2 separate regions of the Homo sapiens genome follow, and region 2 is linked to region 1. Evidence: read pairs that join two places in POLR2A ChIA-PET (ENCODE). Cell type or tissue: K562. All regions are shown on one strand. Each heading gives the region's core, and the rest is flanking DNA. Links, peaks and the distances in the headings are about the cores only.

The links. ChIA-PET counts read pairs that join two places held together with the same protein. Peaks named below come from ENCODE experiments on the same cell type or tissue, not always from the same donor. Only the 100,000 strongest peaks of a DNase experiment are listed, where the experiment ranks them.
Region 2: POLR2A ChIA-PET joins it to region 1 with 5 read pairs; 2 of 35 experiments call an interaction of 5 or more read pairs at or near these places.

What each region holds. Positions count from the first base shown.
Region 1 is chr18:32,128,905-32,145,064 of GRCh38, forward strand. It overlaps RNF138 (ring finger protein 138), which reads left to right. Exons shown (of 8, transcript NM_016271.5): 8 at 215-2,657. The coding sequence ends at 283. Among named protein-coding and RNA genes, the nearest start is that of RNF138, 45 kb to the left of the region's middle. RefSeq lists silencers at 3,148-3,348, 4,118-4,318, 5,908-6,108, 8,318-8,518. In K562, for the core only: no CTCF peak of the experiment used is centred there; a DNase peak (open chromatin) is centred at 9,617.
Region 2 is chr18:31,534,969-31,551,128 of GRCh38, forward strand. DSG2 (desmoglein 2) reads left to right here. Exons shown (of 15, transcript NM_001943.5): 10 at 302-444; 11 at 1,234-1,461; 12 at 3,783-4,010; 13 at 6,225-6,346; 14 at 7,552-7,884; 15 at 10,753-14,040. The coding sequence ends at 11,775. DSG2-AS1 (DSG2 antisense RNA 1) reads right to left here. Exons shown (of 6, transcript NR_045216.1): 3 at 15,070-15,391; 4 at 10,768-10,938; 5 at 8,134-8,427; 6 at 7,178-7,353. Among named protein-coding and RNA genes, the nearest start is that of DSG2-AS1, 14 kb to the right of the region's middle. In K562, for the core only: no CTCF peak of the experiment used is centred there; no DNase peak of the experiment used is centred there.

The sequences.
Region 1 (16,160 bases), core at 4,673-12,672:
AACAGTTACAACTGAACTTAATGTCTTATTAAAGTTCAGGTATTCAAATCTTGTATCTTAAAAGATACTGTTATATATGTTTTACATAACTGTCCTGAGTGTGTGTAATGTGTGTCAAGATGTGTAATGTGTATCAAGATGTCTAATGTTTTGGGCAAAGTATTAGAGTAGTTGAATATGTTTTTCCTGTTGACATGAATGTTATTGTTTTTAGAATCTTCAGCTAGATGAAGAAACCCAATACCAAACTGCTGTTGAAGAATCTTTTCAAGTAAACATCTGAAGGCTGTAGACATCTCTGCATCTTTGTACCTGCAAGTGCCATCTTTAAGGGGGAAACTACATGAAGTCACCGTTACAGTAACTTGATGTGTATATTAATAAAAGTAATTCAGTCATTTTAGTTTTTGATTGAAAATAAAGGTAGGGCTTCTAAAAACTTCATCATCTTGATAAGTTAAAAAATGAAAGTTATGACATTAGCTTTAAAGGTGTAAAAAAGATGTTTCACTAATGTAACGGTGAAAGAGAATCCCTGTTGTACTTTATCTTTTTGTAATATTATTTTTGAATTTTTCATTATTATGTTGCTTTTGAAATTTGATGCATTCCTCCCATTTACTTTATTATTGTACACATTTAACACACAGTAGCAAATTTTGAACGATGTGATTGATATAACCTAACAAATCTGAGCCAGTTATTATTAGAGTTGCAGAATAGAAACTTGAAGTGCTAAATGGAATAATCCAAAGGAAATTTTTTAAATGCAGGTTCTAGCTGAAAAATTCAACTATAAGAAAATTGTATTTATATAACATTTACTATTTTTGAAGACTAGTGAGATTTCTGTAATAATTTTAATTCTTTAAAAAGTGAAAGCTTGTTGTAAAGATATTTTCTTTTTGTTATTAGAAGGAAATACAAAGAGAAAAATTTCTTTCTTTCATGGGCATTTGATAATTTCAGTCTTTGACTGATTTGTAAGCCTAGAATATACTAAGCTGAATAACAGCTCTTTGGCCTCAGAATTTTCAGTAGCCAGTATTTCTGATTAACTAAGTTGAAACTCTTATTAGAAACTTTCAGTTGGTGATATTGTATTCTAGAAGATATAAATGAGAGGTTTGGCTTCATCTCAGTTTAGAAATTTATTCAAAGCTAAAGATGTATATATACATATACTTTTGTGTGTATATATACACATATGTGTGTATGCAGTTTGTCAGGTTATATATAGAATTTCTATTAAGGATTTTTTAAATGGACAAGCAATAGGGGGTTGAAGTGTTTATCTGATTTGTTTAAAATTTTGTATATCACCAAATTTTTAAAAAGTGATAGTCACAGTGCTAAGTTATCTAGTTGGCTACTATTACACCTTAAAAATTGAGTTTACACACACACAATTACCTGTTTATATGGTGCTCATTTGTTATTCTCAAATATAATGTGTGACCGTGATATAGTGAGAAAGATTCTACCAACCACTGTTTCACTACTTTTTAGTTAAAATTGGGTATGTTCTTAATATTCATTAGTGAGAATCACAAAGTATTTTGTAGAAGGCCCAAATCACAGAATAAAGGACTAAGAGTGGATTTGCTGACATTCCATACTAATATACATTGTTTATGCTTTCTTTAAAATAACTAGAAGAACATAAAAGAAAGAGAATCTCAGAAGTAGTTTGCTGCTAATATATACATATATTGTATAAAAAGGTATATTTTGGTTTTGTTAAAACCCTTGTTGACTTTTCTACACTGAACATTTTTTTTAACTTGATTTAATAAAAATGTTAATTTTGGAAGTGCAGTTTTGTAAAAACCTTTTTCAGTCAAACAGTAAAGACTTTATTTATGGATTGTAATAACAACCACAAGAAAAGCCATACATCTTAATGAACATACGCCTTTGTTCTGTCATTTTAAAGAGTGGTGTTTACTATGTGTGTGCTTGAGCATTTTCTTTCAGTTACATGGGTGTAATTTAAAAAACAGCTCCTTTTTAAGACTTTTGACCATAGTGTTTTCCAGTTTAAAGCAATAACTTTCATAGTTTCTTTCAAAGTTTAATACATCCAATATGTCAAGTTAAACCATTCTGGGATTTGCAAAGTTTAATACATCCAATATGTCAAGTTAAACCATTCTGGGATTTGCAAAGTTTAATACATCCAATATGTCAAGTTAAACCATTCTGGGATTTGGGAACTTCTTTAAAGGAAAATTGTAGTAGAGGTCATCTTGATGGAATTGTGTTTTAAAGTTTTGTGAATGAGTTAAATATCATTGATAGTCTTGTGTGTCTCACATATCAGCTTTTTCATAAGGAAAATACTTTATTTGCTTTTATCTGAGAATTTCTCAGTATGAAAATGATTGTTTAAAATTTCCCCTCTTTTTGTCAGTGCATTGGGAATAGGGATAGACTTTACAGATTTATGGAAATTAAATTTATGGGGAAAAGTTTATTTTTAATATTACTTATAGCTGAGTCAGAATTAAAGGAGGGAATTGTATTGATACTCCAATACCTAAATTTCACAATACCACTTAGGAAAGCTATTTCAACAAATTACAGTTTTATTGTTAAAACAGAGTCTTATTTGAGATGTATTGCTTTATTTTTCAATTAAAAGTGGTTTTCTCCTACTTGTGTGTCTAATTAAAATTTGTCTGGAGGCAAACATTTAACTCTCATAATTCACACTGAAAGACGTAGGAGATAACCCATTATTTTGCACTTAAAAAAGTGGATAAGAAAAAGCTACCACATGCTGGTGCTATATGTCAGATTTAACTTTATAAACCTATTTATTTTTATCCATTTCAAATGTTAATCACCTTATAAAGCAATTTTATGAAGTGTCTGCGGAGCAAGATTTTCAAGCCCTGTTAGCAGCTAGGCAGAAAGCTTATTTGCTTAATAAACACTTTTATATGGAGATAGATAGTACTTTTAAGTAAGATACCAGGGTTATAAGACTATGTTGCCAAATACAATGTCATATACCTTGTATGGGTTGCTTGGTAAGTATTAATTATGATCTTCAATACATCATAACTTCTACAGAAACCCCTTAACAGCTGCTACTCAAACCCCTTGTAGAAGCGTGACTTTTTAGCATACTATGTAGAAAAGGTGTGACCCAGAAAACATGTAAATACAGATACTATAAAACTCAGACATATAAGTAAAGCACTCATTCCATGATATCACTTAGTGTGTAACATAATTATCTGTGCGGTACAGTTTTGAAAAAAGATGGGGAAGGGAGGTGAGTTAAAGGGGGATACAAGAATCTCAGGAAAACGGGTGTCACAGCCTGTCTCCCTGCTTCAATAGCAGTGGTCCAGTCCTGGGATTGAGAAAGATGACATACACTGCATTCTTCTCCCAATATGAGTAAAATGGGTGTATTCCATTATGTACTTTACTGACAAACAATTTAAACTGTATTGTATGATGTCCTATATAACGAATTCTCCCAGCCTGGGCAACATATATCCCCATCTCTGCAAGTAATCAAAAAATTGGCCGGGTGTGGTGGTGTGCACCTGTAGTCCCAACTACTCAGAAGGCTGAGGTGGGAGGATGGCTTGAGCTGGGGAGGTTGTGGCTTCAGTGAGCCGTTACTGTGCCACTGCACTCCAGCCTGGATGACAGAGCAAGACCCTGTCTCAACAAAAAACAGGAATTTTTTTTTTTTTTTTGAGACGGAGTTCTCTCGTTGCCCAGGCTGGAGTGCAATGGCATGATCTAGGCTCACTGCAACCTCCGCCTCCCAGGTTCAAGCGATTCTCCTATCTTAGCTGGGATTACAGGCACACGCCACCGTGCCCAGCTAATTTTTTGTATTTAGTAGAGACAGGGTTTCACTATGTTGGTCAGGCTGGTCTTGAACTCCTGACCTCAGCCTCCCAAAGTGCTGGGATTACAGGTGTGAGCCACCATGCCCGGCCAAAAAACAGGAATTCTTAAGATTGTAATAGTGAAAGACATCCTGCAGAATTTAAGGACAAGCAAGGCAGGGGAATAAATATGGAAGACTGGTAAGCAGATGAGTCACAGCCGTTTGGTGGAGGATATGGAGAGGAAGAAAATAGGATGTGAGGGAGATTTCGTATTAGTCTAAGTGGGCAATAATGGCACATGATACTGAAAGTGCACAAAGTGAACAATAACCTGAAGTAATCCATGCTCAAGTCAAGAAAAAAAAATTGCTAGAATCTCCTAAGTCTTTTTGTTTCTACTTCCAGTCACAACTAAGTATTATCACGACATAACTTCTAATACCATAAATGGGTTTGTGTTAAGTGGAAGCACACAGTAAATATTATTTTATATTTGGCTTTTATAACATTGAGATTTTTCTGTTTTTTTCTTGCATTTACAGCAGCAGTGACTTGTCCTTTGTCCAGAACAGAAAAGCTTAGTCTTCTAAAGTTATATTTTAGTATTTGTAAAAGTTGTGTTAAATGTATTACAAGTGATTCTTTTATGTATGCTGGTACCTGGGGATGCCAAATGTAGGTAAAAACAAAACAGGCTGGTCTTCCCCTCATAACTGAGGAAGGAAGTGAAGAGTCTAGCCAAATGGCCTTCCGCTGCTCTTACCTGACTTTCCATGAGCTGTGTATGGGATGTTCTATCTTTTTTTTTGGGACAGTGTCTCACTCTTACCCAGGCTAGAGTGCAGTGGTGCAATCTCTGCTTACTGCAACCTCCATCTCCCAGGTTCAAACGATTCTCCTGCCTCGGCCTCCTGAGTAGCTAGGATTACAGGCGTGCGCCTCCATGCTCAGCTAATTTTTATACTTTTAGTAGAGATGGGTTTCACCACGTTGTCCAGGCTGGTCTCAAACTCCTGGCCCTAAGTGATCCGCCCACCTCAGCCTTCCACAGTGCTGGGATTACAGGTGTGCGCCACCGCGCAGGGCCTGGATGCTCTTTTATCTTTTGGGGGGATGGAGTCTCGCCCTGTCACCCAGGCTGGAGTGCGGCGGCCTGACTTCGGCTCACTTCAACCCCTCCCAGGTTCAAGCGATTCTCCTGCCTCAGCCTCCCGAGTAGCTGGGATTACAGGCATGCGCCACCACACCCAGCTAATTTTTATATTTTAGTAGAGACAGGGTTTCGCCATCTTGGCCAGGCTGGTCTCAAACTCCTGACCTCAGGTGATCCGCCCACCTCAGACTCCCAAAGTACTGAGATTACAGGCGTGAGCCACCGTGCCCTACCTCGGCCTGGATGTTTTCTTTTCAAGGCATTTTTGTAGGTACAGAATTTTATTTTTCTATTTTATTTTTTTGTTAGGCTCCCTCAAATCATGGGAAATAGGAGATTTTAATGAGTATTTAAGGACAATATTTTCTGGGATAGGATCTGAAGCCACCAATAGAAACAAAAGCGGTTGCAGCAGATACAGAAGGGTGTTGGGTAGATCTTTGCCAGAAGACCAAGCATTTAAAACAACTGAGCCTACTTTCTTGGACCAGACAACCTGTTTTTGATGATTCTGCTGGTTGCTACTTGTGTAGTTTGGACACATTTCGTAGCCCTTTTTACCTCTATGGTTTGTGAGGATTGAATTAGTTAATATTACAAAGAGCTTGGAACAGAGCATGTTAACGTTTATTGTTACTGTGTATCCAATACAAGTCAACCTATTGTATTTATATCTGTCAGGTCCTACTTTAGTCTAAAATCCTGTCAAGACAGTCTGGATTTTTTTTCCCCCTTAAGGATATAGAGTCTAAAGGGTTACTAGTCTTTATTTGCTGGCCTCAACTGTTTGTATTTTTTGTAGAGAGAGGATTTCGCCATGTTGCCCAGGTGGGTCTCAAACTCCTGAGTTCAAGTGATCCTCCTGCTTTGGCCTCAAGGCCTCGATCCCTTGAACCTAAACTCCTTGTCTCAAGGGATCTTCAGCCTCATGAGTAGCTGAGACTGCAGGTGTGCGTCATACCTGGCTTGCTAGCCTCAACTTTTGTGGGAAGATCTGAGACACTGTTTTTGTTTCCAAGAAGTACAAATACCCCACACATGAGGAATTCTGAATAAAACATATCTTAAAATAATTGCGCCGTTGTACTCCAGCCTGGGCAACAAGAGCAAGACTCCTCAAAAAAAAAAAAAAAAAAAAAAAAAAAAAAAAAAGAAAAAATAATAAAGAACAATCAGCTGATGATCATACTTCTCAGTCGAATGTATACCTAGGATGTATGATGAGAAATTTACTTAACCCACCCATTTTTAAACATGTTTGGTTCTTTAATAATTAGAATGAAACTATTGTCTCTAGGAAAAAAATTATTTTGCAACATTAGCAAATCACTTGACTAGCTTACATATGATTATCTAGGTTATTTGGTAGTATCAAAGGGTGTAAAATAGTTTTTCTGAGCTTTTTGAAAATTTTATGAGTAATGGTTGAGAATACTACTCTATACCAACTGTTTCTGTTTCCAGATAGAATTGATATATCACAACAGCATTTTCTGTGTTTATGAAGTAATTTTAGGTTTACTTAGACTCACACTTTTCAAACTTCTTGCCTCAGGAGCCCTTTACCCTTAGAAATTATTGAGAACCCAAAAGCAGTTTTGTTTTTGTGAATATAGTCATGCGCCACATAACGACATTTTGGTCGTTGATGGGCCACATATGCAATGGTGGTCCCTTAAGATTATAATACTGTATTTTCACTGTACCTTCTCTATGTTTAGATATGTTTTCTATGTTTAGATATGTTTAGATAAACTGTGTTATAGTTCCTTACAGTATTCAGTATAGTAACATGCCATACAGTTCTGTAGCCTAGGAGCAATAGGCCACACCATATAACCCAGGTATGTAGTAGGCTTATATCATCTAGGTTTGTGTAAATATACTCTGTGATGTTCACACAATGAGGAAATCACCTAATGGTACGTTTCTCAGAACATATTCCTGTCATCAAGCAATGCATGACTGTATTTATCACATGTTTGTCACATAGGAAACTGATAAAGTGGACCAGGCCCAGTGGCTAATGGCTGTAATCTCGGCACTTTAGGAGGCAAGGTAAGAGTATCCCTTGAGGCCAGGGGTTCAAGAGCAGCCTGGGCAACACAATGAGACCCTGTCTCTTGAAAAAAAAAAAAAAAAAGGGGGAATTGACAAAGTGAAAACATTAACATTTAAAATAATAAGCTCATTACATTATCATTAACATTTGTAATGGAAAATAACTTGCAAAAATATTCAGCAGATCTCTCAAATATCTAGGTTAATGGAAGACAGCTAGATTGTTCATATTGTTCATATATGCATCAGCATTCAACCTATTGTGGGTTATTTTGCTTAAAGGATATGAAGATAATCTAGTCTCATACAGATAATGTTGTTGGAAAAGGGAGGAATATTTTAATAGCCTTTTAAAAAAGATAACTGAGTTCCAGTAAGGTGGCTCATACCTGTAATCTCAGCACTTTGGGAGGCCGAGGCGAGCGGATGGCTTGAGCTCAGGACTTTGAGACCAGTCTGGGCAATGTGATAAAACCCTGTCTCTACAAAAAAAAAATACAAAAATTAAATGAGTGTGGTGGCATGTGCCTGTAGTCCCCGCTACCCACAGCAGCTGAAGTGGCAGGTTCTCTTGAGCCCAGGGAGGTTGAGGTTGAGATTGCAGTGAGCCATGATTGTGCCACTACACTCCAGCCTGGGTGACAGAGCAAAACTCAGTTTCAAAAAAAAAAAAAAAAAAAAGTTGGCTGGGTATTCTTACATACTGCATCAAAACAAAAACAACAAATAGTAACTTTTTTTTTTTTTTTTTTGAGATGTAGTTTCGCTCTTGTTGCCCAGGCTGGAGTGCAATGGCACAATCTCAGCTCATTGCAACCTCCGCCTCAACCTCCACCTCCCAGGTTCAAGCAATTCTCCTGCCTCAGCCTCCCGAACAAATAGTAAATTCTTAAAAGTTAGTTGTAATCCGAACCACATCAAACTTTTTGTACACTTAACAGGAAAATCCATAGATCTATCCTGTATTTGAATGGACCTTTTACCTGCACATGATTGCATAGCATTATGTGATGGTCAGTCCAAAAGATGGTGCACTGAGTTATGGAGATCTATCAAATATTTACTCACTTTTTGTACTGTAGCAATTATATTAATATCACCATGGATCTCATCAAGTCTTTAAAAATTGGGAAGCCAGGAAGCTTACAAAACTCCGATTTTTGCTTAAAACCTCAAATTTTATCTTTGACAAAAAATGGTTGTTACCTTGAAGTGACATGCTGATTTTCTCCCTCCAAATACCCACATATAAATATTTTGCCAGTCACTCTTTTAAGTAAAAGTGGCCATGCCATGAAAAAAAAAAAGTTGGTTGAGGTCATAACTCAATATAATTTGCACAAATATATTTCCTTGAGACAACCATTGTACCTCCTTATGCAGGAAATGTACTTTATGTGTCTTCCCCCTTTTGTTATCCAGAATATTAAAAAAGGCTTCTACTTAAGAGTCAAAATTTTTTTAGTTTTTTTTTTTTTTTTTTTTTTTTTTTAAGACAGCATCTTACTCTGTCACCCAGGGTGGAGTGCGGTGGCATGATCTCAGCTCACTGCAACCTCCACCTCCTGGGTTCAAGTGATTCTCGTGCCTCAGCCTCTGGAATAGCTGGGATTACAGGCACAAATCACATGGTTATAAGTATTTTTTTTCTATTTTAGCCATTCAAATAGATATATAATGACATTTCATTGTGGTTTAATTTTTTATTCAGTAATAGCTAATGGTATTTGACATCTTTTAGTGTGTTACTGGCCATCTCTCTTTAGTGAAATGTCCTTTTATATCTTCTTATCATTTGCCCATTTTCTAACTGGATTATTTGTTTTTCTACTGCATATTTTCTCCCCATCTGTATCTGTTGTTTCCTTATTCTTATAGGGACATAAGGGATATAAAAGATGTCAAATGCCATGATCTATTACAGAATAAAAATTTAAACCACAAATGAAATGTCATTATATACCTATTTGAATGTTTAAAATAGAAAAAATGTTCATAATACTAAATGCTGGCAAGGATGCGGAGAAACTGGGTCTCTCATATACTGGATCTCTCATCTTACAGGGAAGAAGGAAATAACAGATACACATGGGGAGAAAATATATAAGTTTTTGATAAATTAAAAACTTTAAGAGAACAAAGTTTTTAATATTCATGAAATCCAATTAATTGATTTTAACTTTTATGGATTATACTTTTGGTATCATACCTAAAAATTCTTTACCTAGTCCTATGTCCTGCAGATTTTTTTCTGTTTTCTTCTAAAATTCTTTATAATTTTATGCTTTACATTTAAATCTACTCCATTTAGAGTTGATGTTTATATAAATGGTATGGTTTAGGCTGACATTATCTTGTTATTGCTTATCGTTCTCCAATTAATCCAGCACCATTTGTTGAAAACACTATCCATCCTGCATTGAGTTTGCTGTTGCAACTTTGTAAAAAATCATTTGAGCATACATATGTGAGTTTCTTTTGGGGTTCTCTGTTCTGTTCCATTGATCTATGTGTCTTATCACTCTGTCACAGGGTGAACCACAAAGCTGGGGCTTAGCCCAGAAGGCCAGGCAGGTTCTTTGCTTTGCACAGGAAAGAATTCAAGAGTGAGCTGACAGAGTAAAGTGAAAGCAAGTTTATTAAAAAGTAAAGGAATAAAAGGGTGACTACCCCATAGGCAGAGTAGCAGTGTGGGCTGCTTGACTGGCTATACTTATGGTTATTTCTGGATTATATGCTAAGCAAGGGATGGATTATTCATGAATTTTCCAGGAAAGGGGTGAGGAGTTCCTGGAACTGAGGGTTTGTCCCCCTTTTAGAGCATGTAGGGTAACTTCTGGATGTAGCCATGGCATTTATAAACAGTCATGGCACTAATGGGAGTTTACTTTAGTATGCTAATGTATTATAATTAACATATTAGGAGCAGTGAGGATAGCCAGAGGTTGCTTTGGTCACCATCTTGGTTTTGACAGCTTTTGACTGGCTTCTTTATTGCATCCTGGGTTTTTTTTATTTTTATTTTTTTCTGTAATACCAAAGTGTTGGGATTATAGTGTGAGCCACTGTGCCCAGCCGCAAATTTTCTTTCTTTCTTTTTTTTTTTTTTTTTGAGACAGAGTCTCGCTCTGTCGCCCAGGCTGGAGTGCAGTGGCACGACCTCCGCTCACAGCAAGCTCTGCCTCCCGGTTCGCGCCATTCTCCTGCCTCAGCCTCCCGAGTAGCTGGGACTACAGGTGCCCGCCACCATGCCCAGCTAACTTTTTGTATTTTTAGTAGAGACGGGGTTTCACCGTGTTAGCCAGGATGGTCTCAATCTCCTGACCCATGATCCGCCTGCCTCAGCCTCCCAAAGTGCTGGGATTACAGGCGTGAGCCACCACGCCTGGCTACCCAGCCACAAATTTTCTTAAAGTTCAGATTTATTTCAAAAGAAATAAATGCGTGAACATTTTTTAAAAAGTACTTTTATTAAGGAAAGAAGCTTAAATTATGTCTTTTGAAATGTAAACCATGTCCTCAACTGACAAGCAGCAAACTGCAGCAGATTATGAAGAAGATTAAGTGGAGCAGAGATGATAGTTTAGCAAAAAAACACCAAAAAAAAAAAATAATAGTTAATTCTGTGGAACTAGTGCCATGGAGCTGAGAGGAGGACTTTCTGAGCTAGTAGGCTTTTACAGAGTGTTTTCAGGCTGTGGCATTGAGAGGTGACAGCGTGCTGGCAGTCCTTACAGCCCTTGCTCGCTCTGGGCGCCTCCTCTGCCTGGGCTCCCACTTTGGCGGCACTTGAGGAGTCCTTCAGCCCACCGCTGCACTGTGGGAGCCCCTTTCTGAGCTGGCCAAGGCCGGAGCCGGCTCCCTCAGCTTGCGGGGAGGTGTGAAAGGAGAGGCGTGGGCGGGAACCGGGGCTGTGAGCGGTGCTTGCGGGCCAGCGTGAGTTCCGGGTGGGCGTGGGCTTGGCAGACCCCGCGCTCGGAGCGGCCAACCGGCCCCACTGGCCCCGGGCAGTGAGGTGCTTAGCACCTGGGCCAGCAGCTGCTGTGCTCAATTTCTCGCCAGGCCTTGGCTGCCTTCCCACAGGGCAGGGCTGGGGACCTGCAGCCTGCCATGCCTGAGCCTCCCACCCTCTCCGTGGGCTCCTGTGCGGCCCAAGCCTCCCCAATGAACCCTGCCCCCTGCTCCACGGCACCCAGTCCCATCGACCACTCAAGGGCTGAGGAGTGCGGGCGCATAGCACGGGACTGGCAGGCAGCTCCACCTGCAGGCCCCTGCGGGATCCACTGGGTGAAGCCAGCTGGGCTCCTGAGTCTGGTGGGGACCTGGAGAACCTTTATGTCTATCTCAGGGATTGTAAACACACCAATCAGCACCCTGTGTCTAGCTCAGGGATTGTAAATACACCAATCGGCACTCTGTATCTAGCTCAAGGTTTGCAAACACCAATCAGCATCCTGCGTCTAGCTCAGGGTTTGTGAATGCACCAATCGACACTCTGTATCTAGCTAATCTAGTGGGGACGTGGAGAACCTTTGTGGCTAGCTCAGGGATTGTAAACGCACCAATCAGCACCCTGTCAAAACAGACCACTTGGCTCTACCAATCAGCAGGATGTGGGTGGGGCCAGATAAGAGAATAAAAGCAGGCTGCCCCAGCCAGCAGTGGCAACCCGCTGGGGTCCCTTTCCACAATGTGCAAGCTTTGTTCTTTCGTTCTTTGCAATAAATCTTGCTACTGCTCACTCTTTTGGTCCACACTGCTTTTATGAGCTGTAACACCGCGAAGGTCTGCAGCTTCACTCCAGAAGCCAGCAAGACCACGAACCCACCAGAAGGAAGAAACTCCGAACACATCCGAACATCAGAAAGAACAAACTCCAGACGCGCCACCTTAAGAGCTGTAACACTCACTGCGAGGGTCCGCAGCTTCATTCTTGAAGTCAGTGAGACCAAGAACCCACCAATTCCTGACACAGCATGATAACATTCCATCCAAGTGATTGCCATAAAACGACTTCATAATTCTATAGTCTAGTCTTACCAAAAACAAATGACATAAAATTCTGTCGTTTTATAACGTAACTTTGAATGCATGAGTCTCTTACAATATCAGCAAAATTTTACTTCATTTCAAGGTAACATCCTCATTTGCTTTGATCATTCCTCATGGCCTGGTTTTAGGATCACTTCTCTTCCTGGTTTCCATTGTCTGGCCTCAGTTCAGTTTTGTCAACGCCCTAAATTGTTGGCTTCTTAATTGCAGTCCAGTGCTTTAAATTGTTTTCCCATCAAAGCAAAATAATTTGGTACCATTATGTGCATTGTATTAGAAACCACATTTTAATCAAAATTGCTCAAGACTACATGACCACTGATGGCAGTTTATGTCTATCATAATCCCTAAAATGTTTTTCATAATTTAGGACATTACTTTAAAGACTATTAAATTTCATTGTTTTTAGTTTTGGCTATGGGTCTCACCTATAAGATGTTTTGAGTTTTTATTTTGGCACTCAACATATTAGCTACCACTCCCAGATTCATGTGCAGACTAATAAGCAAGGCCTTCACTTTATTGCACAGGACCAAGGTGAGCCCAGGAACAAATCATTAAAGGCTATTTTAGACTGACATTCATCTATTAATCAATAATCTTTGAGTGTAGTTATTAAACTATTACTTTAATATTTATGCTTAAATGTTCTAGTCTCCAGCCCTTGCATAGCATATTGTTTGCAATGATAACAATTCTTAATCTTCTGGCCCATTAAATGTGTTAAAATGTGAAATGTATTTAGTTTGATTTGACTTAGTGAATACACCTTGAGTCCTTTAATTACTATTTCATTTTCTAATTGCTTACAAGTCAGATACTCTAGAATTTTGTCGAACAACATGATTCTCACTGGTAATTGCCAGAGCATGCATTCTTTTTCTTTAGAAAGATAGGTTGGCTGGGCGCAGTGGCTCACACTTGTAATCCCAGTACTTTGAGAGGCTGAGGCAAGTGGATTGCTTGCATCCAGAAATTCGAGACCAGCCTGGGCAACACCAGCCTGGGCAACACGGTGAAACCCTGTCTCTACAAAATGTTTAAATATATATATCACTAAAAGGTGACCACATGTAAAATGTTGTATATGTTTCACTGGTGATAGGTGTATTATTGCAAAAAAGCTGGAAGTTTTTGTTTCCCCCTCTTGTTATTTGGGCCATGAATGTTGGGGGACATTTCTAATAAAAGTATCTCTTTCAACAAAAAATCAGGAGCAGTTTGATCCAGATAGGGTTTCTTAAGTACTGACTGGCTGGGGCTTATCAAGGGCCTATGATATCATGAGTATGAGACTCCTCAGTACAAATATGTCTAAATTGAAGTGAAGATTCTGTTTGCAGCCTTATTTCTTTCATATTTCTCATAAATACCCTGCTGCTTATTTTGTAATATGAGCTAATATCACGATAAGGAAGCAAGTTGAGGCCAGCTGCAGTGGCTCATGCTTGTAATCCTAGCGTTTTGGGAGGCCGAGGTGAGCAGATCACTTCAGCCTGGGGGTTCGAGACCAGCCTGGGTAACAAAGTGAGACTCCATCTCTACAAGAAGCCCAAAAATTACCCGGGTGTGGTGGCGAGTGCCTATGAACCCAGCTACACAAGGAGGCTTAGGGAAGAAGATTGTTTAAGCCCAGGAGGTTGAGGCTGCAGTGAGCCAAGATCACACCATTGTACTCCAGTCTGGGTGACAGAGCAAGACCCTATCTCAAAAAAAAAAAAAAAAAAAAAAAGCAGCAGCAGCAAGTTGATGTGAGGCTTGTGAAATTTATAACATAGGAAAGAATGTATTTATTTATTATTATTATTTTTTGAGACAGAGTCTCGCTCTGTCACCCAGGCTGGAGTGCAGTGGTGCGATCTTGGCTCACTGCAACCTCTACCTTCCAGGCTCAGGCAATTCTCCTGCCTCAGCCTCCTAAGTAGCTGGGATTACAGGTGTGTGCCACCATGGCTGGCTAATTTTTGTAATTTTAGTAGAGACGGGGTTTCACCATGTTGGTCAGGCTGGTCTTGAACTCCTGACCTCAGATGGTCTGCCCACCTTGGCCTCCCAAAGTGCTGGGATTACAGGCGTGAGCCACCGCACCTGTCTGAATGTTGGTTTGTTTGCTTATTTATTTATTTTGAGATGGAGTTTTGCTCTTGTTGCCCAGGCTGGAGTGCAGTGGCATGATCCCGGCTCACTGCAACCTCCACCTCCCAGGTTCAAGTGCTTCTCACCTCAGCCTCCCAAGTAGTTGGGATTACAGGCGCCTGCCACCACACCCGGCTAATTTTTGTGTGTGTGTGTGTGTTTTTTTTTTTTTTTTTTTTTTTTTTTTTTTTTTTTTAGTAGAGACAGGGTTTCACCATGTTGGTCAAGATGGTCTTGAACTCCTGACCTCAGGTGATCCACCTGCCTCAGCCTCCCAAAGTGCTGGGATTATAGGCGTGAGCCACCGTGCCCGGCCAATGTCACGAATTTTAAAGTGACTATTTTCATCATCATCATAGTTTGATATTCAATCCACCTTGAGTATGTGGCAGGGCTGGTCTGTATATCTTGGGTTGTCTGTGAGCCCAGGTTCAGAAAACAAAATCCTGAGATAAATCCAGAGGCCAGTGATGGTGTGACCAGTTCAAATGCACTGAGCCAAGAGGGAAGATGAAACTACAGTGAACTGGATGGGGGATGGAGACGCAAGTCAACAGAAACAGACACAGAGCAGGAAAAGAGGAGACGAAGTATGAGTATGCTGTGGTTTGGGTTTGGTTCAGGCAACTCTTAGCATGAATAGATCTTGGAAGACAGGTATCCCTTCTGTTCTTTTCAGGCTACCCACAGGTTGGATGTGAAGATTTAATGAGGAAGGTTTTCAGCAGTTTTTGTCATTGTCATGAGGTTTTCACTCTCATCCTTATACTAGGATGAAATTTATCTGGACCTAGAGATATGAATTCATCTGAAGCAGCAAGTTACTTTTATTCCTGTATCTTGAGCTTCAATTCACTATTAACTATGTTATGCCACTCTTCCTTAGAAAAGATGCAAACTAAGGTTTGTAGCCTGAGAACCTTAATGCTGAAAAGCCCCTTATTTCCTAGGCGGGGTTCTCATAGCTAGTTAGTACTTGTTTTACTGTACTACTCAGTATTGGGTTGAAATACTGCTTTCTCTTGGCCTAATGTGGCATCCTTCTCTCCTGGTTCTCCTCACATTCCTCTCTACTTCTTCTTTGCTGGTTCACCTCCTAAGATTGGGCATGTAAATGTCAGAGTTCTTTAGGGCTCAGTACTGTCTCTCCTCTTTTACTTTATCTCAAGGTCAAGCATTTTCATCCGTCATTGTGCATCAGTGATCACATTCATCCAAGCGTCAAGTTACCATCTTTATGGTAACCAGTCTCAAATTTTCATCCGCATCTGTCCTCTGCATATCCACCTATTTGTTCAGCAGCACCAACGATCACACAGGTGTCTCAAACTCATAACAGCTAAGACCAAACTTATCTTCTCTTCACATCTGGTCTTCATATTCTGAAACTCAGTAACAGTAGTATGTTTCAGCACTTGCTGAAGCCAAAAGCCTAGGAGTCATCCTTGTCACTTCTGTTTTCCATATATTACACATCTAATTCATTAATGAGTCCTGTTGATTTTATTTCTTAAGTCTCTTTTGTCTTTCTTCCTATTCACTGTCATTCCACTACCCAAAGATATCATCCCTACTTCTGGACTGCGATCAGTATGCCTGAATAGGCTTGTGTTCTCTTTAGTATATATCATCAAATTTCTTACGATTGTTTTGGTTAAAATCATCCAATGATTTCCATTGTTCTCAAGAGAAAAAGAAACAAATGCTCTTAATTTGGCCAACAAACCTACAGGGTCTGCATCTTACATAACATTCCCAGCCTCATTTATCATCACTCTTCATACTAGAGACACGGGCGCTATTAGCCATAGATTCTGTTCCTCAAAGTTGCTATGCCCATTCCCACCAGAGGGTCTCCATACATGCTGCTTTCTCAACATAGAACACCACCCTCACCC
Region 2 (16,160 bases), core at 5,277-13,276, 590 kb before region 1:
CATAGGACAGACTGCAGAGCAACTTAAAAACTTGAGTTAGTGGTTAGTGGGCTCAAGAGAATCACCCTTAATTTTATGTCTTGGGTATGTTGCAGGAATAAGAAAGGTCCAATTTAAGTGTGACATGCAGTAAAGAGAGGGGCTTTTAGGATGGTTTTGCAAAATTAAAAACATTCAAAACAAATGCCTGTAATAAGAACATATTTAAAGAGAAGAAAAGTAAGCTTGAAAGAGCTGTAGATGTTAGAGGTTTCCAATTCATGCAGAATTCAAAATTAATTTTATGTTTGTTTTATGACAGATATGTAAAATTAGAAGATAGAGATAATTGGATCTCTGTGGATTCTGTCACATCTGAAATTAAACTTGCAAAACTTCCTGATTTTGAATCTAGATATGTTCAAAATGGCACATACACTGTAAAGATTGTGGCCATATCAGAAGGTAAGTTATTAAATAGATCTTTTTCTTGATTATATGTATTTAGATTTTTATTTTCCAACATCAGAAACCATTGATTTGATTGTGTATAAAAACCTAATCTCGGCCGGGAGCAGTGGCTCATGCCTGTAATCCCAGCACTTTGGGAGGCCAAGGCAGGTGGATCACGAGGTCAAGAGATCGAGACCATTCTGGCCAACATGGTGAAACCCCGTCTCTACTAAAAATACAAAAATTAGCTGGGCATGGTGGCATGCATCTGTAGTCCCAGCTACTCAAGAGACTGAGGCAGGAGAATTGCTTGAACCCAGGAGGTAGAGGAGCGGAGATCGCGCCAGACAAAGGGAGACTCCAACTCAAAAAAAAAAAAACAAAAACAAAAACCTAATCTCACCCCAGCACAGTTGCTTGTGTCTGTAGTCCCAGCTACTCAGGCAACTGAGATGGTTGGAACACTTGAGCCCAGGAGTTTGAGACCAGCCTGGACAAAAAAGCAAGACACCATCTTCAAAAAAAAATTGAGGGGTAGATAAAATTTAAAAATAGATGTCTAAAAAAATTTTTTAGTAAGATGAAATAAGCACCTAATTTCTCCAGTAGATAAATCTCACATTTCTACTTGGTAAGTGGATTAAAAGATATTACTTGGTCCAAATTTGAAACATATCTAGGATAGAAAATGTCCTAAGTGGTTAGTACCTTCTCCACTCCAAATTGGCAAGGGAATTCAAACTATGTCTGTTGTCAGCAATAGGAACAGAATGTACATACTTTTTCTCTCTTATTTTTAAGATTATCCTAGAAAAACCATCACTGGCACAGTCCTTATCAATGTTGAAGACATCAACGACAACTGTCCCACACTGATAGAGCCTGTGCAGACAATCTGTCACGATGCAGAGTATGTGAATGTTACTGCAGAGGACCTGGATGGACACCCAAACAGTGGCCCTTTCAGTTTCTCCGTCATTGACAAACCACCTGGCATGGCAGAAAAATGGAAAATAGCACGCCAAGAAAGTAAGCAAAATCACTGGACTACATAGAAATCTAAATATTAAGCATGATATCTAAAATATTTGTAAGTTGTATTTCTTCTCATAAATTATATTTCCAATATAGTTTTTTAAAGGAGTTTATGAAATGAGGTCCTGAACCTACTGACATATAGTATCTTTTATATGCTTATGGAGAGAAGAAAAATAATCTAAAATGTCTTGAAGGTAGCTGGGTATTCCCTAAATAGCCCTTGAAGTAGTTTTGTCTGGTAAGGTGAGGAGTACCAAGCCTTTGTCAGCACCACAATCGTAGTAGTTTGCCTTCTAAAAATCTTGTAGTAACAGTAATTCCATTTAAAACAACATTTATTGAGCACTTGCTATGTGCTAGGCATTCTGCTAGCCCACCCTATGTATTACCATATTTAATCCTTCCTTCAACATTATTCCCTGATTAAAGCTGAGGATACCTTGGTTTAACTGGGGGTAAGTAAAGCTCAAACCTAGAACATGATAGAAACAACATAACAGGGGAGTTATCTGATTCCCCCCTTCCCCATGTCAGTGGACATGTCCATATGTCCACATCCAGGACATCTAGACACATGGACCATATGATGTGTTGATGTGAGTTTTCAGATGTCCTTCAGGGTGGTTCTGAATGCAGAAAAGTCTATCCAGAAAACTATTTTGTTTTAAACAACTAGGGTTCATTTCAGTAAAATTTCAAAGACAATAGTCAGTTTTTTTTTTAATTTACAGCTTTATTGTGTTAAGTCTAGCAAATGTTTGAAATCATTTTAAGAGGGTTTGAATAATGTTTAGTCCAATTAACAAATTAAACACCATCAATATTTCAAACTGTATTTACAGATTTAATATATTTAGTTTCCTTATATATTTCAGTGATCTGAATTAACAAAACCTCCCAGCCAGGTGCGGTGGCTCACGCCTGTAATCCCAGCACTTTGGGAGGCCAAGGCAGGCGGATCATGAGGTCAGGAGATCGAGACCATCCTGGCTAACACGGTGAAACCCCGTCTCTACTAAAAATACAAAAAATTAGCCGGGCGTGGTGGCAGGCACCTGTAGTCCCAGCTACTCGGGAGGCTGAGGCAGGAGAATGGCATGAACCCAGAAGGCAGAGCTTGCAGTGAGCCGAGATTGTGCCACTGCACTCCAGCCTGGGTGACAGAGCAAGACTCTGTCTCAAAAAAAAAACTCCCTATGATCCTTATACTCTAAAATTCTAATAAATTTAACTTACAAATACACTGAGTTGTATATTACAGAATATTATCAATAACAAGTTGAAGCCGGGCATGGTAGCTCATGCCTTAATCCTAGCACTTTGGGAGGGTGAGGCGGGTGGATCACTTGAGGTCAGGAGTTTGAGACCAGCCTGGCCAACATGGTGAAACTCCATCTCTACTATAAATACAAAAATTAGCTGGGCATGGTGGTGGGCACCTGTAATCCCAGCTACTCAGGAGGCTGAGGCAGGTGAACCTGGGAGGCAGAGGTTGCAGTGAGCCAAGATGGCAGCACAGCACTCCAGCCTGGGCAACAGAACGAGACTCCATTTCAAAAAATAAGAAGAAGAAGAAGAAGTGTAAGAGTGCTAATGTTCCTTGATCTTAGAAGGTGCATGCTGAAGAATGTCGTGCTATCTGTAACTTACCTTGAAATAGTTAAGAAACTTTAAAAAAAAGAAAAAGTGGGTATATAGAGGGCAAAGAAAGCATTGTTGCAAAATGTAAACAGTTAGTAAGGGTTTGTTAATATTCACTAAAATATTCTTTCAACTTTTCTGTAGGTTTGAATTTTTTTTCCATTTTGAATGTATATAGTGTTGAGAACAAAAAAAGAAGGGACTAGAGAAAACAAGATCAGCCCATCATTGAAAATGATTAACGCTGAGGATGGGTACCATGGGGGTTATGCTCTTCTCTTTATTACTATGTTTGAAAAATTGCCTTAATGAAGTTTTTTTTTAAAGAAATGGTAAAATAAAGGTCATTCAGTAGAAATGTTAACTCACCACTTGTTTGTCACTGTATTCCCAGTGTATAGAACAGTTCCTAGCTTTCCTAGACCCACACACATTGGTTACAGCTAATCATCATGAAAGTAGGTGTCCAGGTCTGAACCTTTGCTATTTAAACTGCATATTCAGGGCCTATAGACAAATTTTAATGAGCACACTTCAATAAGTGAAGGAAGAACAAAGTACCTAATTGGAGTTAAATACAATCAGCAATGAAAGAACATTTGTGGAATTTAATGTTGCCTCATCCTTGGTAATCGTTCGTTTTTATTTCCTTCTGCCTCCCAACCTTGTAGGTACCAGTGTGCTGCTGCAACAAAGTGAGAAAAAGCTTGGGAGAAGTGAAATTCAGTTCCTGATTTCAGACAATCAGGGTTTTAGTTGTCCTGAAAAGCAGGTCCTTACACTCACAGTTTGTGAGTGTCTGCATGGCAGCGGCTGCAGGGAAGCACAGCATGACTCCTATGTGGGCCTGGGACCCGCAGCAATTGCGCTCATGATTTTGGCCTTTCTGCTCCTGCTATGTAAGTCTTTAAAAGCCACTCTGTTGTGCTTTTGGGAATCTGAGTGCACTCCTGGAGATGTGTTACTATGGTAGTCATTGATTTCTTCACAGTTATTCTTTAACCACACTAGAGCACTTTGAGGGTGAATAGGGAAACAACTGATGATTGGCAAATCACCAAAGCATAATATAAGACTCTTCAGAATTTTGTTTTATAAATGTATATCCTTTTCTGGTTTCAGTAACTTAGGAACTATTGGCATAAACTTCACTGGTATTCCCATTTTGATGAGCTCTGTGAGGGCAGCATGCTGTCTGTTCTCTTCACTGCTGTATTCCCAGTGTGTGGAACAGAGCCTTGCATGTAGTAAGCGCTCAAAAAAGATGTGTTGCATGACTTTGGGTTATGGGCACAAGGTTTTTTACAAACCCAGTTTATTCCAATCAATCCTGCTTTGTACATTCAACTTATCAGAGCTCCGCCTCCCTGATATTCCCCGCTTGCCTTGTTTCTTCGTCAGCACCAAAAGTAGGCAGACCCTCTGAGCACTTCCTGTCCTTCCTGACCGTAAGATGTTCTCAACCAGTCCTGCCTGCCCTACCCACGCTCCAAAGACCTCGGGTTTCCTTTTATAAAAGAACAAGGGACTGCATCCTGAGGTCACATGAAATATCACTCTACTTGACCACTGAATATGGACAGAGGGCCGCCTCCAAGGCAGCCTAGGCTAGTGCAGTGACAGAGGAGAGGTCTGTTAGACAAGGGGTCCCCAACCCCCAGGCTACAGACCAGCACCTGTCCATGGCCTGTTAGGAACCAGGCCGCACAGCAGGAGGTGAGTGGTGGAAGAGTGAGTGAAGCTTCATCTGTATTTACAGCCACTCCCCATCACTCGTGTTACCACCTGAGCTCTACCTCCTGTTAGACCAGTGCTGGCATTCGATTCTTATAGGAGCTCAAACTCTATCGTGAACTACTCATGCCAAGAGATCCAGGTTGCGTGCTCCTTATGAGAATCTAATGCCTGATGACCTGTCACTGTCTCCCATCACCCCCAGATGGGACCATCTAGTTGCAGAAAAATAAGTTCAGGGCTCCCACTGATTCTACATTATGGTGAGTTGTATAATTATTTCATTATATATTACAATGTAATAATAATAGAAATAAAGTACACAATAAATGTAATGCACTTGAGTCATCCCAAAACCAACCCCCCTACCCCTAACTTCCCTGTGGAAAAACTGTCTTCCATGAAACCAGTCCCTGGTGTCAAAAAGGTTGGGGACTGCTGTATTAGAGCCATTGGTAGATGTGCAATTGAAAGCACAGCACTCAACAGTCTGCAGTGTACTTTTATACCATCATCTCCATGCTATGGCTACATATACAGATACATAACGGTAAATGACTTGTCTCAGCTTACCAAGTTTGTAGGTAGGTACTGGAGCTGGGACTGTATCTTTTGCTCAGGGATTCCTTGCACTGCTTTCTCATCTCAGATTCCCTGGAGCCTAATGTGGTACTTGGCACATAATAGACACTTGATGAATGTTTGTTAAAATTGTTGAATTGCCACTGGCTGATTTCAGTCTTCTTATTAATCGTAGTAGCTGTAGTTAATGTGCTGTTGACTGTTTGACATAAAAACGAATCTAGGCAGTAGCCAGTTCATCATTGGAAGCTGCCAAATGGGAGTGGCAGATGGGCATGCAGGTGTGTTTAATTCTTTACTACATTGATCAAGGGGTCAGCCTTGGTCTTTGCTTCCTCCTAGGGGTAAAATAAAATCTAAGAAGAGGGCTCTGAAATTGTTATATGTTTCACTTTATTATTTCTAATTACTGTTTTCAATAGTACATATATTTTTGCAACAGTGATTTTTTTTTAATTGGACCATAGTTTTAAAAAAATTAATCTTTAAGCTGGTTTTGATGATTTGGATACTATCTGAACCTAGTCTTGGTATTCCACTCAGCAGCCACAGACAGCCTCTTTTTGATGAACAAGGCCTTGAATCTGTAAGACTCCCTCATCCTGCCTTCGGGTTTTGGAGTAATTCACCCAAAACAAGCTTGGTAAGGTTGGATCAGGGTGAAGAAAAGAAAAATAGAGCTGTAAATAAGTGAAGACAAGTCCAGGAAGGGACATGCAAATTCCAAAATTGTGCAATATAAATTTAGAAATATATCAAGGTTAACCTTATCTGTGTTCAATTTTGTGTCTGTACAGTGGTACCACTTTTACTGCTGATGTGCCATTGCGGAAAGGGCGCCAAAGGCTTTACCCCCATACCTGGCACCATAGAGATGCTGCATCCTTGGAATAATGAAGGAGCACCACCTGAAGACAAGGTCAGTGGATCAGATGTCAATATGACTTGTCTTCTTCTTGGGTTTTAAAGGGGCCTAGGGAAGTGTTTCTTACATGTTTGGTTGAGTGAGTAAAGTGATCACTATGGATTTCACTCATGTGCCTTTGTTAAGCAAAGAGTTCAAATGACAGCATATTTTGTGTTTGTTGCTGGGGCAGAATTGAGATAGTTTTACTCTGTTTTGACACTTCCCATGTTGTAGAGAATGTAGAGCAAGGTTCAGGAAGAGCAAGAGTGTGTAGGAATCTAAGTCTTTTGTCCTAACATTAAATGGGCAGTTTTCATAACCAGGAACTGCTTCATTTCCATTTCCCTCAATACATAGGGTTTGCAGAGGTAAGCCCACAACCCCCATGACACTTGTAAAATGTTGCAAAACCCCATTTCCCAACTACATCATAGCCATATCCCTTTGTCTCTCTGTTGCACCTTCACCCTGGACCTCTCACCACCATCTGTTATGAGCACCATTTCTAATAGGATAGGATTTAGCATCAGGTGGCAGAGAACTCAGAATAACAGTGGCTTAATCCTAAAATGGGCATTCCAAGATCAACATGATGATTCATCCGCAGCATGGTCCCCAGTTCCCTCTTCCTTGTTTTTCTTCCATGGTTGAGTTCCATTCCCACACTGTCCTCATGTCCTAGTTCTAGCTACCTAGCTGCCGTCCCCACATTCTAACCAGCACATGGGAGAAAAGTGAAGAACCCTCTTTAAGCACACTTCCCGGAACTTGTGTACACCATTTCTGCTTCATTCACATTGACCACAGTTTAGTCAGGTGGCTATACCTAGTGGCATCAGAGGCTTAGAAATATAGTCTTTATTTTGGGTGGCCATGGATCCAGGTCAAAACAAAGTTAAGAATTCTGTAACTATAGAAGAAGGTATCAAACTGTAGAGGGAGGTTGAAATGCCATTGGTCGCATAGAGTAAAGGAGCTGAGACTGTTTGGGCTTTGTTTTCTCTTTGGGTTCTATCCACCTATAAAACAAGAAGAGAGAAGAAAGGAGATCTTCATAAGACTTACATAAGTTATTCAACTCAAAATACTTTTTCTAACTGGCCTCAGTGGAAATAGCTTATACCTTCCTATGCCCACTTGACTCAGATCCTTCTACCAAGGATGAAGGATTCCCTCCATCCTCCTGACTCAGTTCTCAGCTGTGTTTGCTCTCACAGGTGGTGCCATCATTTCTGCCAGTGGATCAAGGGGGCAGTCTAGTAGGAAGAAATGGAGTAGGAGGTATGGCCAAGGAAGCCACGATGAAAGGAAGTAGCTCTGCTTCCATTGTCAAAGGGCAACATGAGATGTCCGAGATGGATGGAAGGTGGGAAGAACACAGAAGCCTGCTTTCTGGTAGAGCTACCCAGTTTACAGGGGCCACAGGCGCTATCATGACCACTGAAACCACGAAGACCGCAAGGGCCACAGGGGCTTCCAGAGACATGGCCGGAGCTCAGGCAGCTGCTGTTGCACTGAACGAAGAATTCTTAAGAAATTATTTCACTGATGTAAGGATGAGTTTTATGTATTGGTGGTGGGGGGTGGGGGGAACATTTGTATGTGAATGTGATATTATTAGGGTAATCATTGCCTTGGATCCAAATGAGACTTTGGGTTTTTTTTTTTTTTCTTTTTTCAGGGAATACTTATAGGCAATAAGGAAAGAGAAATGGGACCCACAGAATCAGTCGGTGTTAGCTAAATTATGCTGCAGTAACCATGATCTTAGTTCTCACACAGGCATATTTCTCACTTACAGTTATGTTTTTGCCAGTCAGTCAGCTCTGCTTTCCTTCATGATGTCTTCATATCAAGATGCACACTGAGAGAGCAGATTGTACCTGGGAAGCTGCCGTCCTTGTGACCCAAAGAAAAGAACAAGGCAGAACCAGGCAATGGCTCTCAAAGCCTCCACCTTTTTACACCACATTTCATTGACCAAAGCAAGTCATATGACCAAGACAGATGTCAGTGGGTCGGAAAGTTGCATCCCTCTGCAGGAGCAGGCTTGGTAGGGATGAGCTCCGTAGGAGAGGCAGAGGATATATAACCTAAAAAACACAATCTATTAAGTCCATTTAAATTTTACCTTCTGTATGAGAGTACTTGGCTTTGCTATTATGAGGGTCCACCAAAAAATGATGAGAAAAGTTCCAGGAAGATGATCAGATGCAATAAGGAAGCTCATGCTAGAATTGAGGAATTAGAAGCAGAACTGAAAATAAAAGTATAATGTAGAGGTCAGGCACAATGGCTCATGCCTGTGATCCCAGCACTCTGGGAGGTCAAGGCAGGCAGATCACTTGAGCCCAGAAGTTCAAGACCAGCTTGGGCAATATGTTAAAACCCTATCTCTCCAAAAATACAAAAAATTAGCTGGGCATGCTGGCACACACCTGTAGTCCCAGCTACTCAGAAGGCTGAGGTAGGGGGATCACTTGAGCCTGGAAAGCCAAGGATGCAGTGAGCTGTGATCATACCACTGCACTCCAGCCTGGGCAACAGAGTGAAACTCTGTCTAAAAAAAAAAAAAAAAAAAAGTATAACATAGAGATAAAGTATACTTCAGAACAAGGAATATTACCAGGAATAATGAGGGATAGTTCATAATGAAAAATGAGTCAGTTCATCAGGAGGCCTGAAACTCCTAAATATGTCAGAACCTAATAACAGAAATTTTTAAAACTTAAAGCAAAAACAACTGAAAGAGAAACAGACAAATTCATAATGATAGTTGGAGAGTTCAACCTGATCTATCAGTAAATGAAAGAACAAGTGACAGAATCAGTAAGCATATAGAAAACTTAGTACTGTGAACCAAATGGATCTAGTTGATACTGACAGAACACTCTATGCAACAGAAGCAGAATACACATGCTTTTTCATATAGACTGTATTCTAGAACATTAAATAAATGTAAATAACTTTTAAAGAACTGCAGTCATACAATGTACTTTGATGAAAAAAAAATTAAAACCAGAGATCAGTAACAAAGAGATATATAAAATATACTCAAATATTTATAAATACACATGACTGCAAATTAAATTATACTTCATGAAAATTTGTGGGGTACTACTAAAGTGATGCTTGAAGGGAAATTGTAGCAAAAATGGCTATATTAGAAGATGGTTCTCAAATCAGTGACCTAAGCTTCCACCCTCAGAAGTTAGAAGAGCAAATTAAACCCAAAACAAGCAGAAATAAGATAATGATGAATTTTAGAGCAGAAATCAATGAAATATTTAGCAAAAAGTAATAAGAAAAAAAATTGAAGCCACAAGCTTATTATTTAAAGAGGTCAATAAAATTGATAAACATTTTACCAGACTAATTAGGATATTAAGAGATTAAGCACAAACTATGGATGTTAGAAATAAAATAAAGAACTTTACTACAGATCTTACAGACATAGTAAGAATAATTTTTTAAAAAGTAGGACTGGGTGGTTTTCTTGAGAACAAGGCCCTGTGCTCCCATGAGAATGGACAGAGTTGGAATATAAGGCATCTGAAGGGCCCTAGAGAGGAGTAAGGGGAGGGGCTTCCATTGAGGAAAGCAAGTTACTTCTGTCCCCCTCTTCTAAATTTGCAAATTATTAGCGTGCTTTCCCACTTTCTGCTCCTTTTTAACCTCCCATCTTTCATACCATCCTTCACCCACCTTCAAGTATTAGCTTAACAGGGATGTGGGTGGTGTCAAGCAAAACCATTTCTTGGCCTTTCCTGTCTCACTGCTAAGCTCAATTCTAGCGTCCTGTTTGTTTTCTTTTGGTAAGTTTTCCCTCTCTCCACTCTAATCCTGCTCCAGTCATTCTTGGTTATGTATGTGTGTACTAACTTTTGATTTGGAAGTAATTTCAAAGTTATCAGAAAATTTGCAAGAATAATAGAAATTTTGAACCCAATAAACATTTTGCCACATTTGCTATTTGCTTTTCCATTTTCTCTGTCTCTCTCTCACTGACACACATTCACACACATTCTCTTACATTACTATAGTACAGTTAACAAATGTAGAACTTTAATATTGACATAGTCCATATTTCAGTTTAGCCAACTATCACACTATCTTTTACAGCAATTTTGTTTTTCTCAGGATCCTGCATTCCATTTAGTTGTCCTGACACTTTAGTCTCCTTTAATCTGAAACAGTCCCCTCTGCCTTTCTATTTTTTCCCTGATATTAATTTTTTTTAAGAATACAGTCCAGTTGTGTCGTAGGATCTCTCTCAATTTGTGTTTCCCTGATGGTTCCTTGTAATTAAATTCACATTACTGCATTTTGAACAGGAATATAGAGTCTTGTTTTAAAATGAATTTATATTGCTAATTATTTGTCTGTTTTGTGTTTGTTTTGTTTTGTTTTCATTTTAGAAAGCGGCCTCTTACACTGAGGAAGATGAAAATCACACAGCCAAAGATTGCCTTCTGGTTTATTCTCAGGAAGAAACTGAATCGCTGAATGCTTCTATTGGTTGTTGCAGTTTTATTGAAGGAGAGCTAGATGACCGCTTCTTAGATGATTTGGGACTTAAATTCAAGACACTAGCTGAAGTTTGCCTGGGTCAAAAAATAGATATAAATAAGGAAATTGAGCAGAGACAAAAACCTGCCACAGAAACAAGTATGAACACAGCTTCACATTCACTCTGTGAGCAAACTATGGTTAATTCAGAGAATACCTACTCCTCTGGCAGTAGCTTCCCAGTTCCAAAATCTTTGCAAGAAGCCAATGCAGAGAAAGTAACTCAGGAAATAGTCACTGAAAGATCTGTGTCTTCTAGGCAGGCGCAAAAGGTAGCTACACCTCTTCCTGACCCAATGGCTTCTAGAAATGTGATAGCAACAGAAACTTCCTATGTCACAGGGTCCACTATGCCACCAACCACTGTGATCCTGGGTCCTAGCCAGCCACAGAGCCTTATTGTGACAGAGAGGGTGTATGCTCCAGCTTCTACCTTGGTAGATCAGCCTTATGCTAATGAAGGTACAGTTGTGGTCACTGAAAGAGTAATACAGCCTCATGGGGGTGGATCGAATCCTCTGGAAGGCACTCAGCATCTTCAAGATGTACCTTACGTCATGGTGAGGGAAAGAGAGAGCTTCCTTGCCCCCAGCTCAGGTGTGCAGCCTACTCTGGCCATGCCTAATATAGCAGTAGGACAGAATGTGACAGTGACAGAAAGAGTTCTAGCACCTGCTTCCACTCTGCAATCCAGTTACCAGATTCCCACTGAAAATTCTATGACGGCTAGGAACACCACGGTGTCTGGAGCTGGAGTCCCTGGCCCTCTGCCAGATTTTGGTTTAGAGGAATCTGGTCATTCTAATTCTACCATAACCACATCTTCCACCAGAGTTACCAAGCATAGCACTGTACAGCATTCTTACTCCTAAACAGCAGTCAGCCACAAACTGACCCAGAGTTTAATTAGCAGTGACTAATTTCATGTTTCCAATGTACCTGATTTTTCATGAGCCTTACAGACACACAGAGACACATACACATTGATCTTAAAATTTTTCTCAGTCACTGATATGCAAAGGACCACACTGTCTCTGCTTCCAGGAGTATTTTAGAAATGTTCCACAATTTACTGAAGACATAGAGATGATGCTGCTGCTTAGGTGCCTTTTAGCAAGCTATGCAAACAATCCTGATAAAACAAGATACATAGAGAGTCAATCTGGCTTCTGAGAATTTACCAAGTGAACAGAGTACCTAGTTCATCAGCCGTCCAGTAAAGCAACCCAGGAAACTGACTGGGTCTCTTTGCCTACCGTATTAACATTAAACATTGATGTTCTGTATTCTGTACTTTACTGCACCCAGCAGACTTTCAACAACTCATTGATCCAAAGATACATGCACAGTCTGAGCACCAGCTATGGTGCTCATAACTTCTTTAAGACTTGAACCCTTTCAATCTGTGTGATTCATTAAATTGGACCATTGATGATAAGAATACACATTGTATGTTTCTGTGCACATGACAGTGTGTGTGTGTGCACGTACATACTGTATAGTCTTAAAAATAGCATTATACTGGCCAGGGGTGGTGGCTAACGCCTGTAATCCCAGCACTTTGGGAGGCCGAGGCGGGTGGATCAACTGTGGTCAGGAGTTTGAGATCAGCCAGGCCAACCTGGTGAAACCCCGTCTCTACTAAAAATACAAAAATTAGCTGGGCGTGATGGTGGGCGCCTGTAATCCCAGCTACTTGGGAGGCTGAGGCAGGAGAATCACTTGAACCCGGGAGGCGGAGGTTGCAGTGAGCCGAGATCGCACCATTGCACTCCAGTCTGGGCAACAGAGTGAGATTCCGTCTCAAAAAAAAAAAGAAAAGGAAAAAAAAATAGCATTATACCTCTTCCTTGTCTCAACCGCCATGAAAATTCTGAACACTCCAAATTCAGTTGAATAATCCAAAACAAAATTTATAAGTATAAAATAATTTTACTTCTTATAGTAATAGTATACTTTAAAAAGCCTCAGGGTATATTATCTTCTAAACAGCTACAATTCAGTGCAGCTACATTAACCAACTATGTTCTCTAGTTGAGAACAACTAGGCCTATTTCACTGCTGTGTAGCCTCAGTGCCTAACATGGGTGCCAAATAAATATTCGTAGAATTACACTGAATTGTAAAAACCATTCGTTTTTGTTTACAATTGCCAAAAATCTCAAAAGGCCCTGTATTTATGTAATTCTTTGAAATTATTATTTTATTTTGATTTCTCAGTTATTGACTGGCTGGGTGTGACTTAGTACATAAGTACTCAATATTATAAAAACCTCAAATAATTGACTTGATTTTACACAACATCCTTCCCTTTTCTACAAGTTAATTTTTTTACAAATCATTTGGGTTATCTCCTAAATAGGTTATATTTTATTGCTTCTAGAAACAATGTTTCAAAATATATGTGCATTATCAGTAATAATTTGTATAAATATTTCCCACAACAATTTTCATAATTTTCAAAGACTAATTTCTTGACTGAAGATATTTTGCTAGGGAAGTGAAACTTTAAAATTTTGTAGATTTTAAAAAATATTGTTGAATGGTGTCATGCAAAGGATTTATATAGTGTGCTCCCACTAACTGTACAGATCAGGACACATATTTTTAGACATCTAAGTCTGTAGCTTAAATGGAGGTTACTCTTCCATCATCTAGAATTGTTTACTTAGTAATTGTTGTTTCTTTTATTATTATAGACTTACTATCAGTTTTATTTTGCCAAGTATGCAACAGGTATATCACTAGTATATGAAAATGTAAATATCACTTGTGTACTCAAACAAAAGTTGGTCTTAAGCTTCCACCTTGAGCAGCCTTGGAAACCTAACCTGCCTCTTTTAGCATAATCACATTTTCTAAATGATTTTCTTTGTTCCTGAAAAAGTGATTTGTATTAGTTTTACATTTGTTTTTTGGAAGATTATATTTGTATATGTATCATCATAAAATATTTAAATAAAAAGTATCTTTAGAGTGACCCTTTCCCCATAGATTTTTATTTCTCTATTATATTTTACAAGGAATATAACTCAGTTTGTTAGGGAGAGTGCCTTAAAGGCAGGTGTTTCTTGGACTTTGTTATTTAATTAGATCTGCTTGCAATAAAAAAAGTTGTCGGTTATCTAAAATTCAAATTTATCGGGGTACTTGGCATTTTCATTGTCCAACTCTGGCAACCTTGTTCCTAAGGAAGTGAAGGTTGCTCTCTGCCCAGAGTAACACTGGAGAAATCTGTTGGGTCTGGCAGAAGAAGGCTAGTATATCTAACCCAAAGAGATGAAATCATTCTACCAATGTTTGAGAGGCTGTTTTAATTGCTTGTTATAGTTTAGAAGGGAAAAGATCAGAGTTGCTGCTATAAGAGAAGAAAAACAAATTTTCTTCTAGGTCCCCAGCTGGGGCTCTGTAACAAAACACAGATTAACAAGAGAAAAACAAACATTAGTCTGTTAACATGTGTATCTCATGCATGCTTTGGAGTAACTGGAATGAGCAGCTCAAAGGGGTGGTTAGAACTTGGGTGTAAAATGTTAAAAGAAGAGCTTTAAACAAATTAAATCTAACAGTTTACTTAAGCAAAGAAAGGTTCACAAAATTGGGCTGCCCTGGAACTAGAAAAGGTTCGGAGAACTCTATTCTACAATAATGAGCAGGCCGTATTCATAGACAGAAAATGGAAGTGAGGTAGGGAAGCTGCTTGATTGGTTACAGCTGAGCCTTTGCCTTATTTGGAGGTGGGCTGATCAGTTGGCAGCCAGTGACTGGCTGAAACTCAGCTGCTGTGATTGATTGACGCTCAGCTATGTATTACAAAAATATACTCCTAAATTAGGCTTTCAGTTCATTTATGTACCAAGCTAGGCTGCAGTTCGTCATGTGGGGACTCAAGGTATGGAGGCAGCCTCAGGCCCAGTTTAATTTAATAATATACCAACTTGGGCTAAAACATAGGAAAGGGGATTAGGGGCTTCTGGGCAGGGGAAACAAGTTATGGGAAGGTGACCAGGAAAAGTCTGGTAAGCTTGAGTAAGATTTGTCATGCAGATTTAAATTAATCTCTTTGTCACTTATAGTCATCCCGTGTTTCCGGTACGGAGGGAGACAGCCTTACAAATGGACATTTCCCTTATAAATGTAAATCCCTTTACAAAAGGTAAACTTACGTTCTGTCTTCAGAGTTTCTCCTGCGTCTGCTATTTCTCAAAATAATCAGCTCAAAATAATCCTTATACTAAAAACGTATTTTGGGGGCTGTAGCATATTCTAGTCGACACTGCCGGTAAACTGGAATGTCTCATGAATGAAGATTTCACGACAATGGCACATCAGAACATCCTAAAGCATGAAGACTGGTTTATTCCTGCGTGACTTCAGTTCCCACTCCCAGTGGCACATGGAGCTAATTCTGGTTGATCTCTGCAGACCATATTCCAATCACCACCACATCAAAATGTCTACAGTAGGACGTTGCTAACCAAATATCACCTAAAAATGAGACATTTCAGATCATTAAATCTGACTTTCTTAAAGGACCAAAATTTATTAGTTTCATTATGTTTTATTTTAATCCTCTATATCATTCCCAATTACTTTGTCTACTGTTTCCATTAATTACTAAGAGGTTGAAGTCTCCCAAGTGTGGCTTTGCTTATTTCCCCCTTTAATTCTTTCTATTTTTGTTTCCTGTGTTTTGAAACTTTTTGCCTGTGTTATTAGGTACAAGTACATTTAGGATTACTGTGTTCCTGAAGAACTGATCTTTTTATCATTATGAAATGCCTCTCTTCATCTCTGTTTATAACTGCTAATTACCTTTAGCCTAAAGCTGCCTCCTTACATTCTTTTCCTTTTTTTTTTTTTTTTTTTTTGAGACGGAGTTTCAAGTGAGTGAAATGGCGCAAACTCGGCTCACCACAACCTCCGCCTCCCAGGTTCAAATGATTCTCCTGCCTCACCCTCCCAAGTAGCTGGGGTTACAGGCATGCGCCACCACGCCCAGCTAATTTTGTATTTTTAATAGAGACGGGGTTTCTCCATATTGGTCAGGCAGGTCTCAAACTCCCGACCTCGGGTGATCCGCCTGCCTTGGCCTCCCAAAGTGCTGGGATTACAGGCGTGAATTACCACACCTGGCCCTTGTTACATATTTTAAGTTTGGCCTGAAGGTTTCTCCATACTTAGTGAACTATAACCTAACTGGATGTGTAAACAGACTGTAACCTACTCTTGTCTGAGGCAATCACGGCCGCAATAC